Regions from separate parts of the Homo sapiens genome. Here region 1 is linked to region 2. The links are chromatin loops, found by intact Hi-C in ENCODE. Cell type or tissue: breast epithelium. All regions are shown on one strand.

Region 1 (2,500 bases), 1.5 Mb before region 2:
ATTTTTATTTTTGAGACAGGGTCTCATTCTGTCACCCAGGCTGGAGTGCAGTGGCGCAGTCATGGCTCACTGCAGCCTCTACCTCTCTGGGCTCAGGTGGTCCTCCTACCTCAGCCTCCCAAGTAGCTGGGACTGTAGGGGCATGCTGCCATGCCTGGCTAATTTTTGTACTTTTTTTTTTTTTTTTTTTTTTTGAGATGGAGTTTTGCTCTTGTTGCCCAGGCTAGAGTGCAATGGCGTGATCTCGGCTCACCACAACCTCCACTGCCCAGGTTCAAGCAATTCTCCTGCCTCAGCCTCCCGAGTAGCTGGGATTACAGGCATGCGCCATCATGCCTGGCTAATTTTTTTTTGTATTTTTAGTAGAGACGGGGTTTCTCCATGGTGGTCAGGCTGGTCTCGAACTCCTGACCTCAGATGATCCGCCCACCTCGGCGTCCCAAAATGCTGGGATTACAGGCATGAGCCACCACGCCTGGCTTAATTTTTGTACTTTTTGTAGAGCTGGGCGCCATGTTGCCCAGGCTGGTCTCCAACTCCTGGGCTCAAGCCCTCTGCCTGCCCTAGCCTTTCAAAGTGCTGGGATAACAGGTGTGAGCCACTGCCTCTGGCCCTCCTCTATTTTATTATTGGAGAAATACTCATTATCTCTTGTTATAAGAGACATTCTACATTTAAAGTCTCAGAGCTCACTCAAATCTCTGGAGCTGTGACACTGCTCGTTCAGTTTGTTTGGGTCACGTATATATCACAGCTGTTAATATTAGGCTGAGGGCTAGGCACTTTCCCTTGCCTGTTTTGACCCCGGAGGAGAGTTGATATTACAGATGGAACAACTCTCCTTTCTGTTGTCATAGTTTTTTTTTTTTTTTTTTTTTTTGAGACGGAGTCTCGCTTTGTCGCCCAGGCTAGAGTGCAGTGGTGCGATCTCAGCTCACTGCAAGCTCCGCCTTCTGGGTTCATGCCATTCTCAGGCCTCAGCCTCTTGAGTAGCTGGGACTACAGGCGCCCGCAACCATGCTTGGCTAATTTTTTTGTATTTTTAGTAGAGACGGGGTTTCACCATGTTTGCCAGGATGGTCTCGATCTCCTGACCTTGTGATCCGCCTGCCTTGGCCTCCCAAAGTTCTGGGATTACAGGCGTGAGCCACTGCGCCCGGCCTCTGTTGTCATAGTTTCATGCAGACACTTGGCAAGTTCTGTTGAGGCTCCTCCTTTCTTTACCTTGTAGTTCCAGAGCAGCTCGATCTCCTGGGACAGTTGAGGATATAGATTCCTTAGAATGCTAACCTGAAACTCAGGTGTCAAGTGTCCTTTTCTCAGTGGTGTAGCATTAGTCCCTGGAGTTAGTTTTTGGTAGAACATTTGACTAGGTTTCCTGACATAATCACACTTTGTTCTTGGGGCTTCTCCCAGCAAACAAGGTAAGTTGCACCATAGGGAGGTGACCTGGGCCCAGGGGTATAAGCAGGAGGTCTAGGAGGAGCTGTTCTCTGCCCTCCAGAGCTTGACCTGCTGAGGCCCCAAAGTGCTTGTTAGGCAAAGCTGGAAGGGTTGTTTAGATGAGTTAGTTTCCAGTGATACTGCAAAGTGGTAAATGTCAAAAAGGGCTGCTTGTTTGGCTTTTTTTTTTTTTTTTTGAGGTGGAATTTTGATCTTGTCGCACAGGCTGTAGTGCAGTGGCATGATCTCAGGTCACTGCGACCTCCATCTCCCCGGTTCAAGTGATTCTCCTGGCTCAGCCTCCCCAGTAGCTGAGATTTCAGGCCCCCGCTGTCACACCCAGCTAATTTTTGTATTTTTAGTAGAGACATGTTTTACCATGTTGGTCAGCCTGGTCTTGAACTCCTGACCTCAGGTGATCCACCCGCCTCGGCCTCCCAAACTGCCTCCCAAACTGCTGGGATTACAGACGTCAGCCACCATGCCACCACACCCAGCCTGTTTGACTTTTCAAACATTGCTGCTACCTGGAAATGAGTGAATATTTGGAATTGTTCTAGTATTTAAGCCTGGTGGGTGTGGCGAGAAGGCTGCCTGGCCAGTTTGAAGATCTGTTATTTCAGTGGTTAATCCCAGTGACTTCATTAAAATTGCAGCTAGAAGTTCTGTTACTCACTAGTACTTTTGTCTTTTCTGTCTCTCTCTGTCTCCCTCTTTCTCTCTCTCTCTCTGTGTATATGTATATATATATTTCTGTTGTTTTGAGACAGTCTTGCTGTGTTGCCCAGGCTGGCCTCAAACTCCTGGGGTCAAGGGATCCTCCCACCTCAGCCTCCCAAGTAGCTGGGACTACAGACACGCACCACTGTGCCTGGCTTAAAATTTTTCCTGTCCTGTCAGGCACGTTAGGAACACATGTGATCACTTAAACCATGCTTGTTCCATTACTATGGTTCATCACGGGAGAAGTGCAAAGGCTGTGACTTCTTATTGGTGTCTTATCTCTACAGCAGAGGAGTACTGCAATTCAGCTTTCTCTGGGTATTGTTAAGCATTG
Region 2 (2,500 bases):
CTGATGAGCAGAGCCCAAGCTGTCACTGCCCTCAGCATGCCTAAGACCCCAGTGACACCACCTGCCATGACTCAGCCCCTGCCCCCAGTCCCACCACCCCAATACTCACCAGGCTGCCCCAACCACAGACAGGGAGATAGCTAGGCCAATGCCCAGGTTGGACCACATGAAGGGCGAAGTCTCCGTCAGGAACCTGTTGTGGAAGCAGAGAAGAAAGCAGTTCAGCTCTAGCAGGGAAGCGGAGCACAAAATCTTAACCCCTCAAACCCCCTTCAACCCCACCACCAGTTCTACAGGCAACAACTGACCGCGTATTTCCCAAAGGTCCATGTCCCAGGCAGGCAGTGGTGTGGGGGAGGGACTCAGACCAGAGAAAAGAAGAGAGGCTGCAGGGAAGAAGCTTCAAGGGGAATCCTCCCCCTGCCCTCCCTTACCATGCCACATCAAAGCGGAAGCCCAAATCAAAAATGGTGTAGCAGACTCCTGCAGCAGTGAGGGAGAAAAAGGGGGTTACGGGCTGCTCGGTAGAGAGAAGTTCTTCAACCTAAAGTAGCTGCCGAGCTGAAGGGCCACCTCCCTGAAGGGGCGTCCTCAGGCTGCCCCCAGGTGACAGTACAGCTGTGTAGACAGATTCCTCTGCTTAGGCCTCCATTTTCTGCCATTCCCTCGCTAAAACCACCTCCCAGACCAAGCACCTGCGCAGGCAGGGTCGCCACCCGCAAGCCCGAATCCGAGGCGGGACCGAGGGAGCAAGCGCTCCAGCCAGATCCCGCCGGCCCAGTCCGTTCCGCTGTTTACCCAACAAGCTGTGGGTGGGGGAGGGCAAAGCGACTGGGAAAAGAGGAACCGGAGCAGCCGGCTTGTGACCGAGCGGGCCGGTCAGGAGCAAGAAAGGGGGGACAGCAGTGAGACGTGGGAGCGAGGGGAGACAGCGATAGTGGCAGGACGGGGGAGTGCTGCCCTCGCGGCCCCTACCCGCCCGCACCCCTCCTCAAGCAGCTGGAAATCCGGGTCTCCTTTGTCGGAGTCAGAGGCCCTCGCAGGCGCAAGTCCCCAGAGCCTCGGGTGCAGAGCGCGCGGGGGGCCAGTATTCCCCGCAGGCCACTTCCCCGCCGAGTTCCGACCCGGCCAGCTCGGCCGCGATGCTGCTCCCGCCCGCCAGGACCCGGCCTCACCCACGGCCAGCGCGCAGGCCCAGAAGGCCACGAAGACCCCGGAGTAGAGCAGTGCTAGCCCCGTCATGGCGGCGACGGCGGCGGGGGTCGGAACGGCGGGGCCGGAGCTACAAACGCGTCCCAGCGTCCACCGTCCGTCCCGCAGTCTGTCCGCCCGCCCCGCAGCGTCACCTAACTCGCCCACGTGATGCGCCGGTACCACGTGACCCCACGCCGGTTCCCCGCGCAGCGCCGCCGCCCGTCTAGAGCAAGGCGACGCTGGAACCGCAGGCGCTGGGGATTGTGGTAGTTGTAGTCACGCGTCTCGGCGGAGGCTTGGGCGCCCTCCTCTCTAGGAACTTCGACATCTGGCCGGTCCTTCTCGAGTCTCTCCACCTCGCCCTGCCAGCCCTGTTTTATTCCCGAGCCTGCTCGCGGGCCCCTAAGGCGTCCTCTCTGGCAGCCGTGCGTCCTAGCCTGTGGCGGGTGGCGCCGCGCGTGCCCTCTGCCTCACCTTGCTCACGGCGTCTCTCCGCCCCAGTGCGCCTGTTGGCGCTCGCTCCGCTGCCTGGCTAACACCTGCTGTCCTCCGAAATCGTCCTTCCGGCAAGCCTTCCCTAACCCAGTGGCAGGGAAGCGCGTTTGCTGGGCTCCCGCGATGTCCTGGTGATGCTTATTAAGCTTCAGTAAGATGTCACTACCCTGTCGAAATGCCCTGATGGCTCCCATTTCATTCAGGAGAAAAGCCAAAGTTCTCACAATAGCCTGCTAGGCTCCCCACGCCCCTCAGCTGACTTCACCTTCTAATATTCCCCCACTAACTCCCTCCTCTGGCTGCACTGCCCTCCTTGCTATTTCTTTGAACGTGCCAACCATACCGCGACCTCACTGCCCTTGCACTTGCTCTCTCTGCTTCTCCTAACTATACATGCGGCTCATCCTGTAACTTCCTTTCAGTTTTTGCTCACCTTCTTGAAAAGGCCTTCTCTGACCATTCTGTTTAATATTCCACCCCACTTAAACGCTCCTCTGCTTCCCAGCTTTACATTTCTCACGGTACTTACTGATCACCATTTGGCATACTAAGTATTTTATTTGTCCAACTCCCCTGGAAGAGTGGAAGCACCATGGCTTTTGTGTCGCTCACTGCTGTATTTCCAGTACCTGGCACAGAGTGTGTCCTCAGTACATATTTGTAGAACACATGACTGATGCCCACTTTGTCTGGGTTACCTTGTTAGCTTACAGCTCTGCCTCCACCATTAGACTAGGCATTCCCTGAGGGCAGGGACCACATCTCCTTTGTTCACCTTCAATACCCTCGACAATGCCACTGTGACCAGATT

The links. Peaks named below come from ENCODE experiments on the same cell type or tissue, not always from the same donor. Only the 100,000 strongest peaks of a DNase experiment are listed, where the experiment ranks them.
Region 1: a loop joins it to region 2, with 29 times the contacts of the local background. A loop is called at or near these places in 2 of 110 quality-filtered maps.

What each region holds. Positions count from the first base shown.
Region 1 is chr1:45,516,162-45,518,661 of GRCh38, reverse strand. All of the region lies in intron 2 of PRDX1 (peroxiredoxin 1), which reads left to right. Among named protein-coding and RNA genes, the nearest start is that of PRDX1, 4.5 kb to the left of the region's middle. In breast epithelium, no CTCF peak of the experiment used is centred here; no DNase peak of the experiment used is centred here.
Region 2 is chr1:43,973,783-43,976,282 of GRCh38, reverse strand. ATP6V0B (ATPase H+ transporting V0 subunit b) reads right to left here and starts at 1,323. Exons shown (of 8, transcript NM_004047.5): 1 at 1,176-1,323; 2 at 435-483; 3 at 110-193. The coding sequence starts at 1,242. It overlaps LOC124904167 (a long non-coding RNA gene), which reads left to right and starts at 1,418. Exons shown (of 2, transcript XR_007066053.1): 1 at 1,418-1,840; 2 at 2,396-2,500. RefSeq lists silencers at 785-834, 1,235-1,284 and enhancers at 504-1,336, 1,535-1,584, 1,635-1,754, 1,337-2,170. In breast epithelium, a CTCF peak has its summit at 1,198; DNase peaks (open chromatin) are centred at 822 and 1,392; H3K4me3 peaks cover 2,189 bases; H3K27ac peaks cover 2,098 bases.